Regions from separate parts of the Mus musculus genome. Here region 2 is linked to region 1. A link is a contact called in ENCODE Hi-C or POLR2A ChIA-PET data. All regions are on one chromosome and are shown on one strand. Each heading gives the region's core, a stretch centred on a gene start or an enhancer-like site at or near the end of the contact. The rest is flanking DNA. Distances are from core to core; before and after follow the strand shown.

The links. Hi-C counts contacts between places; a loop is a spot of excess contacts on that map. ChIA-PET counts read pairs that join two places held with the same protein, here RNA polymerase II (POLR2A).
Region 2: a map of heart shows a loop between it and region 1 (4-fold over the local background). The contact joins the promoter of Carm1 here to the promoter of Tmed1 in region 1. A Hi-C loop is called at or near these places in 9 of 37 maps with a recorded cell type or tissue (gastrocnemius, heart and left cerebral cortex). POLR2A ChIA-PET finds 5 or more read pairs at or near these places in 4 of 5 experiments (Patski and embryonic stem cell).

The regions. Positions count from the first base shown.
Region 1 is chr9:21,505,753-21,511,696 of GRCm38, reverse strand. Tmed1 (transmembrane p24 trafficking protein 1) reads left to right here and starts at 1,463. Exons shown (of 4, transcript NM_010744.4): 1 at 1,463-1,703; 2 at 2,346-2,443; 3 at 2,583-2,766; 4 at 3,306-4,317. The coding sequence starts at 1,521. The coding sequence ends at 3,524. It overlaps Dnm2 (dynamin 2), which reads right to left. Exons shown (of 21, transcript NM_001253893.1): 21 at 4,551-5,364. The coding sequence ends at 5,295.
Region 2 is chr9:21,543,904-21,549,124 of GRCm38, reverse strand. Carm1 (coactivator-associated arginine methyltransferase 1) reads right to left here and starts at 2,231. Exons shown (of 16, transcript NM_021531.6): 1 at 1,895-2,231. The coding sequence starts at 2,117. AB124611 (cDNA sequence AB124611) reads right to left here. Exons shown (of 7, transcript NM_001198794.1): 7 at 3,794-4,448. The coding sequence ends at 4,332.

The DNA.
Region 1 (5,944 bases), core at 214-2,713:
ACTTGGGAGAGAGAGGCAGGCAGATTTCCATGAGTTCAAGGCCAGCCTGGTCTAGAGTTCCAGGATAGCCAGGGCTACAAAGAGAAACTGTTTAAAAAAAAAAAATAAAAGGACTTCAAGTACTTCAAGTACTATATTAAGCAGATATGGGGAGTGGACACCTTGTTTTATTCCTGATTGTGGAAATGTTCTGAGTTCTGTTTAGGCTGATGTTGGTTGCTGTAAATTACCTTTATTCTTTTGAGGTTTCTCTTTCTTTTTTTTTTTTTTTCCCCGAGACAGGGTTTCTCTGTGTATCCCTGGCTGTCCTATGTCCTGGCACTCACTCTGTAGACCAGGCTGGCCTCGAACTCAGAAATCCACCCGTCTCTGCCTCCTGCGTGCTGGGATTAAAGGCGTGCGCCACCACGCCCGGCTCAAGCTACTTTTCTTATATAGCTCATCCCCACCTGTCTAGGAAAGGTACCATCTACAGTGGGCTGGGTCTTCCAGCAACGTTGAAAATGCCCAACAGGCAATTCCTCAAGTGACACTCAACTTGCCAGATTATTTTGTCAAGTGAACAAGAGCTAAGCACACAGTGTTGTGTGTGTGTGTGTGTGTGTGTAGGTCAGAGGACAATTGCAGGAGTCAATTCTGACCTTCCACTATCGTAGCACATGGGGATTAAACTAAGGTCATTAGGTTTAGCAGCAAGCGCCTGTGTTCTCTGAGCCATTCAAAGCCCAAAATAGATTCCTTGATTTTTTTGCTGGTCTGGAACTATGTAGTTCCATACCAGTTCGAGAGGATGGCCTCGAACTCCTTCCACCTCCCGACTCAGCCTTTCAAGTACTGGAATACTGCATGTGTCAGCACAGATGCACGTGGACCTGCTGACCCAAAGGTTTGAGATGTATTGTACGCAGGCTGAGGCAGTATTCTACTCACCAACAAACATTCCACCACCCCCTTAGGGATGGTATAAGGTGTAAAGGAAAAGCAGTCGGGGGAGGCCATGCTCACTGAACTAACATCGCCAGAACTCCAATATTGGAATACTAGCACCTGGCATATCTGCCTGTCGCACCCGTCACACAAGTTGAGATCAGAATCCAACAAAGCCGCCGTCCTCGGAGGGCTACGCCTACACTTGATTGACCAATGGGCAAAAGCACCTTGAATTGGGGAAGGCAGAGAGCGGGCGGTGCCAAGGGAGGACCTGCAAACCTCCCCGTTTAGTCATCTTAATTGTTGCCTGTAAAGAAGTGCTTCACCATTTTTAGATTTGTCAGTGCCCCCACCAAATGCAGTGGTTGATATCAGACTTGGGTAGGTTTCACGAAGTTCGCAGTAGCGTTAGTATGCTTTCTAGCAGATTAGGCAATTACCAGGGCAGCTCCCCATCCTGGGGCCCTTCAGTCAGCATTCCGCGGCTTTGGGGTCGAACAGAAGCCGAAGCCAATGAGCTTTGCCGAAATAAGAGGTGGGCAGGACAAATCCTTAAAGGGTCCACGCCCCGTGAGTAGAGGGTGACCCGGATGATGGCGGCCGGCGCGGCCGTAGCACTGGCCCTGTGGCTACTCCTGCCAGCAGTAGGAGTGGGAGAGGCAGGGCCGCCGCCTATCCAGGACGGCGAGTTCACATTTCTGCTTCCCGCCGGGAGAAAGCAGTGTTTCTATCAGTCCGCACCGGCCAATGCTAGTCTTGAGACCGAGTACCAGGTGAGAGAGGGGGTCCCGGGCTCGGAATAGAGCAGGGCTGGGGGCGTGGCCAACAGGCGGGAGGGGCGGGGCAGAGGTGTGGCCAGAACGCTAATAGTCTTGCAGAGAAGGGGCATGCTCTGCTCAGAGCTCTTTGGGTTGGGTTCTAGGGAAGTTCCTGGCGGCTGTTGGGTAGGTTACGATTAAGTTAGCGGTCAGGTAGACAGCCACCTTAGACTACTCAAGGGCGTTGGCAGGGTGGTTGATAAAAGACCTCACGTGGATGTATCCATCTTAGGGACTGGGAAGAAACCTTGTAGGTGTGGATGGATGTTGGTCTTCAGATAGGCCCTTGGGGGAATCCAAATAGCTTGCTGGGTTAAAACAAAACAAAACAAAACAAAAACCGCTTGCTGCTAAACTACGACGACCCGAGTTTCCTAACTCTATGGTAGAAGTGCAGCTCTGACTAATCTCCCTCCACAGGCGCTACTCCTCTATCTCAAGCAAATACCTGGGATTTGTGGTTGTTCTTTTTTCTTCTTAAAGATAGGTTCTTGGTGATCTTACATGGGTCTTTCCCGGTTCGGTTTAACCCAGGCTTTCTGTGGCAGATAGGCTTGCACAAAGCTGCCAGTTCCCCAATTCTTACCTGCTCTTCAGGTGATCGGAGGTGCTGGGCTGGACGTGGACTTCACCTTGGAGAGCCCTCAGGGTGTGCTGTTGGTCAGTGAGTCTCGAAAGGCTGATGGGGTACACACGTGAGTGAAGTCCTGCCCTGCCTTGGTTCAGTTACAGCCCTGCAGCTCCCCAGTGGCCTCAGGTTACCATCCTACTGGTTCCACAGACCAGCTGGCTGGTCACTCCAGGGTCACGTCTATGTCTCATCTGTCTGCCCAGGGTGGAGCCTACTGAGGCCGGAGACTACAGGCTGTGCTTTGACAACTCCTTCAGCACCATCTCAGAAAAGCTTGTGTTCTTTGAGCTCATCTTTGACAGCTTCCAAGATGAGGAGGAGGTAGAAGGTTGGGCGGAGGCTGTGGAGCCAGAAGAGATGCTTGATGTCAAAATGGAAGACATCAAGGTGAGCTGGGTATGATGGTGCATGCTTAGAATCCCAGTTCTGAGGAGGCTGAGGCAGGATGCCAGTGAGTTCAAGACCAACCTTATTTACATAGCAAGCTCCCGTCTCACAAAACCAACAGAAAGGGCCGGGAATAATTGAGTTGGCAGAGCACTTACCTAGGACGCTCCCACAGCTGAGCCCCCACACCCAGCACTGCACACACTGGGTATGGTTCTCTTGGTCCTGAGGATCACAAGTTCAAGGTCATCCTTGGCTTGCACAGACTAGCAGAGTTTGGTGAAGTGGCTTGATAGGCAAAGGCAACTGCACCAAGCCTGGCTACCTGGGGTCGTCTGCCATGCACGTGTGCCCCAATCCCTCTTAAAAAGAAAAGTCTCACACCCACCCAAAAAACAAAAAAAAAAACACCAAGGGGAAAACCCCTCAGTTTCTAGAGAAGACGTGAGGCAGGTGAACGGATAGCCAGAGCCGTGCGTGGTGGGGTAGGTAGGCATTCTGACTTAAGCAGCCTGACCCGTTCCTTTGTGCCCTGGCAGGAATCCATAGAGACCATGAGGACCCGGCTGGAACGGAGCATCCAGATGCTCACTCTGCTCCGAGCCTTTGAGGCTCGTGATCGAAATCTTCAAGAAGACAACCTGGAGCGGGTCAACTTCTGGTCAGCTGCCAATGTGGCTGTGTTGCTGCTGGTGGCTGTCCTGCAAGTCTGCACACTCAAGCGCTTCTTCCATGACAAGCGCCCTGTACCCACGTAGCCCCTGCCACAGAGGATGAGGGCAGCGGGTGTGTGACTTGCTGGACACCTCCCAGACTCAGATGAGACACTACATAGTTGGGTCCTTAGCAGTGGCCCCATGTGTCTCCCTTCCTCAGTGACCAGGGAGTGCCAATGGCTCACAGACCCCTCGGAAGGGGGAGGGCTCAGCGACTGTGCCTGTTCCTTGGAGGGTGGAAGTGCTGGGCGCAGCAGTGTGGGGACACTGCTCTTGGATGCCCTGGCTTTCTCCTGAAATCGTGCCTTAGCTTCAGTCTTGCAGCTATCAGGATGGGGTGAAGCTGTGGTGCTGCCCCCCACCCTCCAACTAGACACCCCAACTGCAATGTCTCTGCTCTCCTCCTGGGGTAAGCCTACTTCACTAGGGTCTGGGAAGGAGACACATCTGCAGAGTTCTTGCCAGGACAGTCACTTTTATTTGAAAGGAAGGAGCCCTGGCCCCTTGGCCCAGAGGGGAGCCAGCTAGTAGGTGGTTTGGGAGAGGCCCCTTCCTTCTCTCTGGGTGCAGGGCCTCAGAGAAGGCTGGCCCATGAGCCTCAAGGAACAGAGGGCATTTGTCCTGGGCACTGGAGTCAATAAATTATGGTCAGAAAGTTAATAGTGCCTGGTGACTGGGCTTAGGGATGTCAGCTTGGGACAGACCTAGCCTCAAGCCAGGGCAGCCAGGAAGGGGGGACACTCCCACGAAGCTCAGAAGAAAGGTCGGGCAGGAGCCAATGGAGGTGGTCGCCTGGCACGAAAGAAAAAGACCATAAACCATGGCTGAATGAACTGAGTCCCCTGGTCCCGGTGGCTGGCGGGGCTGGGAGGAGGGCTTGGCCACAGCATCGCACAGAGGTGGATAGAATTCCTGTTTCCCATGAGCACTGTGTGTGAGGCCTGGTACGGATGGGGACAAGAGGGGCTCAGAACAGATGACACAAGACTCACGCGTGTAAATGAGTGTGGGCAGCCTCATGAGGGGGTGCTCAATCTCCTGAGCTGGGACACACACAAAAGGCCCACACACGTAGCCACCAGTAGGGCTTCCCTTTATTTTAGTTTATTAATAGGATATACAGAGGCAGGCACTTAACAGTGGTCAATCCAGGCGGTGGGAGCCGAGGCTGCAGAGGCACCCAGGGCCCACCCTGTGGGGACATCTGGTTGGGAGCCAAGAGGCCTCTGATGTCTCCCCAGTTCATACAGCCCAAACCACAACCGGGGCTGAGGAGAGTGAGGGTGGCCAGAGCTGAGGCCCTCCAGGCCTGAGGAAGGCACAAAGGCACCTCTGGGTGCGGAGCCTGGGCTGGGCTCAGCTTGTGTGGTTAATATGGCCAAAGGAGCTCTATATATACAACTTGAGCCAGGTGGGTCAGCACTGGACCTGCTGGGCCTGGCTCACTCCTGAGGAGTCCTTAGGAAAGGTGGGCAGTTCCTGGACCCCAGAAAGAACAAAGGCTCTGGAGGAGCTCCAGAAGAGTCCCCCCACACTAGCCTGGACCTTTTTTTCCTGATGGTCCCAAGGATGCAGTTCCTGTTCTGCTAGCCAGAGCTCCTCCTCATCCCAAAGTGCAAAGCCCCCATGTGCTGTGCTGTGGGCCTCCTCACCCTTCATTGTCATGTCCACTAGGGCGAGGAGGGAAAGGGCAGGGCTTGCCCACGGGGAGCCTGGTCCCAGCATGGAGGGCAAGTAGCAGGGCCCAGACCACCAAAACTGTCCTACACTGTGGGTGCACGAGGACCCCCCCAGAACATTGCCCCCTGCAGCCTAGTCGAGCAGGGACGGCTCGGCTGGGCGGATAATGGTGGGCCGGCTGGGCGCAGCGGGCGCTCTTCTGCTGCAAAGAAAGTAAAGATACGGGGAGGTGGAGGGTAGTGAGGGCAGAAGCAGGGTGAGGATGGGGACCCAGCCCTTCCAGCCCACCCGAGGGGCTCCCAGATTGGGGGTACAAGGGACTATGTCAAGTCCAGATACTTTCCTAGTATCCCCATGTCACTAGTTTGCCTGGGTTTTATAGGCAAGTTCTCAGCCTTGGGAAGAGCTAGTCCTCTCCCTCCATCAGAGGGTCCTAGAGACTGAACTCAAGTCATCAGGCTTGGTAGCAAGCACTTGTGCCATCTTGCCTGCCTCACTGATCTCAGAAGTGGAGACCAGAACCTGGCTCACCAGGCATTGCTGACTTCAGCAGGGTCAACAGTGGTATGGTGCCCAGGGCTAGTGAGACATGTCACCTGCTGCTTAGAGGACAGGCAGGAACCCTGGCATCAGCTGGTCCACTGCTCTGTGGCACTGGCTGAGCAGGGGTTGGCCCCTTTAGGGCTCAATGTCTCAGGACACAAGCAGGGATGCCTGTGCTGTTCTATGTCCTGTTGGGGCTACACTGGAAGCCATCAGAAGGGGGGAAAGGTGAAAGATAC
Region 2 (5,221 bases), core at 982-3,481, 37 kb before region 1:
GATTTGAGAAACATGGGTTTCTCTCCAACATCCTTTCATTTATACGTAGTCCATTTGTAGAGGCATGTATGTATATGTAATTCTGTATAACTCTCAACATTGTCATTATTTGGGGAAGGAAAGCGTCAGAGACTCTCAAGTAATAAAGTCTGGCTTGAACATCTGTCTTTTGTCCACCTCACTTGTGCTCTCTTTTCTGAGGACAAGATCTCACTTTGTAGCCAAGCAGCTCTTAAACCGAGATCCTCCTATAGCCAGGCATGGTGGCATATACCTTTTATCCCAGCATTTGAGAGGCAAAGGAAGGAAGAGCTCTCTCTCTGAGGCCAGCCTGGTCTAAATAACTAGCTCCAGAACAGCCAGGACTATGCAGAAATGCCCTGTCACAACAAGAACACAAACTGTAAAGTCTCCTCTGTAATAACATTAGCTTCTAATAGATGAAGCTGGGCGTTAGAGACTATGTGGGAAATAACAATTCTGTAAATAAGCTCTATAAAAACGGTGTTTTTATCAAGTTCATTTAAACAACCCAAGTTACCTGAACTTTGTCTTGGTGATTCAGACAGGATTTGCCCATGTCACCCACACTGTACTCAAACTTTGAATCCTCCTGCTTCAGCCTATAAAGTATTGGGACCACAGGCTTGTCCATCACACCCAGGTCCCCAGAACACTTTCCAGGTAAGCCCTGGTACCCTGGCTAGCCAAACACCACTGGCTTGCTTAGGGGTCTGTAGTCCTAAAGAGCTTCGTTCTTTAGTCTGTGAAATTCCCCTTTCTCTCGTGTGATCAAGGAGACCCCAGCTCTGCCCAAGCCCCCAAAGGTGCCCCACACTTGGGAACCAGACACTTCTTTCTCCTGTGTGTTTCAAAGTCAAGGCAAAGAGAGGAGAATCAGTCTGAACAGACTGCTACACACATTTCCCTTTCCAACAACACCCCATTACCAAGGAGTAGAAAAAAATTCCCACAGGTTAAAATCGATCCCATCTTCCTTGGTGGCCCCTTAAGAGCATCAGTGAACGAAATCCTGGGAGACAAAGACCAGTGAAACACAAGAGCAAATCCATCTGAGGAATCCGTCAGAAGAAAGAGTAGCAAGAGCAAGGAAGAATGAAAGGTGGAACTACAAAGCTGGGGGGGGGGGTGCACTTCGAAAACACACTAGTGATCCCCCCCCTTGTTTTCCCCACTGAAATGTCAGTTTTTGAAGCAGCTTCTGATAATGTCACCAGCTTCTCACGTTCTTAAAAAAGACAGGAGGCGCGTGGCGAGGGAGGTGGCTTGTTACCTCTTGACTTCTAAAGCCGGCCATCAGCCAGCCGGCCTTCCCCTCTTCCACGTTTCCATGGGGGATGGGCTTGGGAATCTCTATCAGGAAGGGCTCTGTCCTAAGTCCCAAAGTTTACCCACCCTGGTGGGTGTGTGGGTGGGGGATCCCGAATCCCAAGTCCTCCACAAGGGCGGCACCCAGTCTTCCCGGTGTTACACACTGAAAACCACTTTTCAAATGTCCGTGTGTGAGGAGGATGTCCCCTGAGATGAGATCCACAAACCACACCCGCTCAAGAGCCCTCCCAATCACTCCCTCTCTCCAGTCCCCTCTACAATCCCCCCAGAATCCTCGGGGCCCCACTTCCTGCCACGCGCCCCCCTACCCCACCCGCTGCAAATCTCAGGCCCGCGACTCTTATTTCCCGCGCCCCTCTTCGGGCTCCAAGGTCCCCACGCACACCCTCTCTGCTATCTCGCCCGCGGGCAGCAGGAGCCGCGTGTACAAGCTCGGCCCGAGTCCCCCCCCCCCCCCAACCCTCCGCCGCCTGCCCCCTCCCCGGGCGCCCGCGCCGCCGGCCTCGTGCGCCGCCGTCCCCAGGGTGTCCCCAGCACTCACGGCTGTAGAGGGCGATGCCCGCCGCGTCTGGTCCGGCGCGCACCTCAAGGCGCAGCGCCTGCTGCTCCGCGTGCCGCTGGATCTCGCCGTTCGCGTCGCCGATAGTGAGGAGGCGGGCGCCCGGGAACACAGACACTGTAGCGCAGGGCCCCGCGCCGCCCGGGCCCGCCACCCCAGCGCTCCCCGCACCCGGCCCCACCGCCGTCGCTGCCGCCGCTGCCATCTTAGGTCCGGCTCCAGGCCCCGCTGCCACCACGGCCACCGCCACCGCCGCACCCGGGCCCAGGCCGCCGCCGCCGCCGCCGCCGCCGCTGCCGCCGCCGCGCAGGCCGAGGCCGAGGCCGAGGCTGGCAGCGCGCCGCCTGCCGGCCACGCGACGCCTCGCCGCCGCCGCCGCCGCCACGGGCCGGCTCGGTGGCGCAGCGCCCCCTCCTGGCGCCTGAGGGAGCCGGGCGAGCGCAAGCACGACGGGGGTGGGGCCGGCCCCACCCCGCGGGAACGGTCGCTGCTTTGTGAGGTGGCTGAGCCTCCCGGGCAGGCCGGGTGAAGGCGCCTACGTTGGGAGGCGGTGCCCCGCAGTATGACACGCCCCCAGGGATGCTAAGCCCCGCCCCGAGGCAGCGTTGTGCGAACCGAGGCGCTTTGTGCCACCGCGCACAGCTCTGGAGAGATGGGCAGGGCATGCGTCGGGAGGCGGTGCTTAGCCTTCCCGGCACGCCCCCGGAATGATCAGGCGGCCCCACCCCCCGCTCCGGGCCGGCGACCGGTGATCCACGGTGATCCACAGCCCTTTGTACCACAGGGCGTTTCAGGAGGCAATGCTTGGCCGCTCGGACACGCCTCTGGGGCCAGACCCACCCACAGGCCGGCAGCGAGCGAACCACCATGCTTTGTGCCACTGTGAGCATAGCTCAAGAAAAGTGGAGAGGCGTGAGTCGGAGAACTAAGAAGAAACGCCTCCTCCAGGGCTGAGCTCCGCCCCTAGGCTGGCGTGCTGCGTACTCCCCCAGTACTCTTGGGGGTGAGGCGTTTGTCAGAAGGAGGCGCTCAGCTACTTTATACACCCGGAGGAGGGCTGGCTCCGCCCCCAGGAGGGACGGTTACTAGCAGAATGCAGACGGTGCTCTGCATCTTTTTGTCAAGGGACGGTGTTCTGATCCACGAAACCCTCCCTCGGAGAGTTCGGGCCCCTCCGGGCCAGTGTCCTGCAAACAACCTCTCCTGAGCTTGAGGAAAGACAAGAACCGTTTCCAAACCCAGGTGATTCGGCCACGCCCCCAAGTTAAGGTTCCGCCCTGTACGTTCCCAGGTAAGCTCCGCCTTGATCCCGTCCCACTGGTAAGAAAAGGCCCTGTGATAGGTGTGCTCTGGTTTGCAGGCTCGCACCCAGCTGGGGCCCCTTCCCATGCTGCTCTGGGATAAAGGCTTTTCAAGCCGCGCTCCAGAGCTTGGCCTTCACAAAGAACTTCAAGGCAGTAACTTTAATTCTTTAGCTTCTCCACTAGGACCTCTCCTTTTCACTAGTTAACTCTCAGGTCCCCCAGTGAACTCACAGTGGCCAGTCACTTGTTCACTTTTGCTGGGCCTCTTAGAACTCTAATTTACGTACCCCCTCCTGGGCCTCCGCAAGACTCACAAAAGACTCAACCCTTTCCCAAGTCATCCCTCCCATCTAATGGTGCAAGCACACAATCTCAGGCAGCCAGGACCCACAAAGTGAAGAGTAAAAACGCACTCTGCTGGGCAGTGGTGGCACACACCTTTAATCCCGATGCTCAGGAGGCAGAGGCTGGCAGTCCTTGAGTTCCAGGCCAGCCTGGTCTACAGAGTGAGTTCTAGGACAGCCAGGACTACACTGAAAAACCCTATCTCAAAACAAACAGAAAACATCCCAAAGTTAGGTGTTATGGCAGTAACTTTAATTCTAGCGATCTGGAGGCAGAGGCAGGTGGATCTATGAGTTTGAGGCTGGCTTGCTCTACACAGTGAGTTCCAGAAAAGCCAGGGCTACACAGTGAGACCCTATCTAGAAACAACAACAGCAACAAAAAATATACACATCTCTCCTAAAAATAAAACACGCAGTCTGGAAGTAAGTGACCGTTGGGGAAGCACTGGAAAGGAGTTAGAGAATGTAGACCTCTTGTGCCTGACTGGGTGTCCGGATTCAATAGTGACTTCTCCGGTGATCTGGGAATCTGTGAAGAGGTTCTGGCTCTCTGTCTAGCCTGAGGCTGATACCCCAACTCATTTTCTTGTCTTCTGTGAGGAAGGTTACAACTCTAGGAGTCCCCTTCCTTTGGCCAGTGCTTCCCTAAGAAAGCTATGGCTTGATTCCCACCCCCACCCTACCTCCACTGCCAAGTCTCTGGACAGATGTGCAGCCTCTGGCAGTGGGAGGGAAGGAACTGGATAAAGTGGTCCTCATTCGTCAGCCTCACTGGCAGGCCCGGAAAGTGCTGAACTCAGGGGGCTCCGGAGAGGATGATGCAGAGGTGGGCCTCTTCCGAGGCCCTGAGTCTAGGGTTGCCACTGAGTCTTCCTGAGTCATTTTCTTTGCCCATGGAAGAAAAGAAAAGAAATTTAAAAAACAAAAACAAAACAAAAAACCCTAAGTGGTTTTTGGTGTAAGGATCTGGGAGTTCCTCCTGTTCGAAGCTGTTGGGTACCTTCCTACCTCTTCCTACCACCTCGCCAGATTTCAGATTCCGACCTTCAGTGGCTCAAATCCCACTTCCCTAACTTCCTAGCAGTCTGACCTCACTTTGAGTGATAACACATATGAGCCTCAGTTTCAAATGCTAGTATCCATCTCCTAGGGGCAGTGTGAGGCTTGAGAAAAAGAGGTACCACTTTGAAGTGGCTGGTACCTTTGTACCCACCCATCCGAGTTCCCCTAAAACCTTTCCAAACCTGAAGCCAGTTGGTGAGGTAGGCTGAGGGGTCCTCAGAGCTTTGATCCTCCCTAACCAGTGACCCCTGTAAGATCCCTGTCTAGCCAGAGTATCTCTGTAAAGAGTATACAGCGTGACACGCCTTTACTCCTAGCCCTCAGCAGGCAGAGGCATGCAGGTCTCTGTGAATTGAAAGCCAGCTTGATTTGTATAGTGAGTTCCAGGCCAGCCTCGGGAGGCAGAGGCAGGTGGATTTCTGAGTTCGAGGCCAGCCTGGCCTACAAAGTGAGTTCCAGGACAACCAGGGCTATAGAGAAACCCTGTCTCAAAAAAACCAAAAAAAAAAAAAAGAAAGAAAGGAAAGAAAGCAGGTAATGGTGGTGAATGCCTTTAATCCCAGCACTTGAGAGGCAGAGGCAGGCAGATCTCTGAG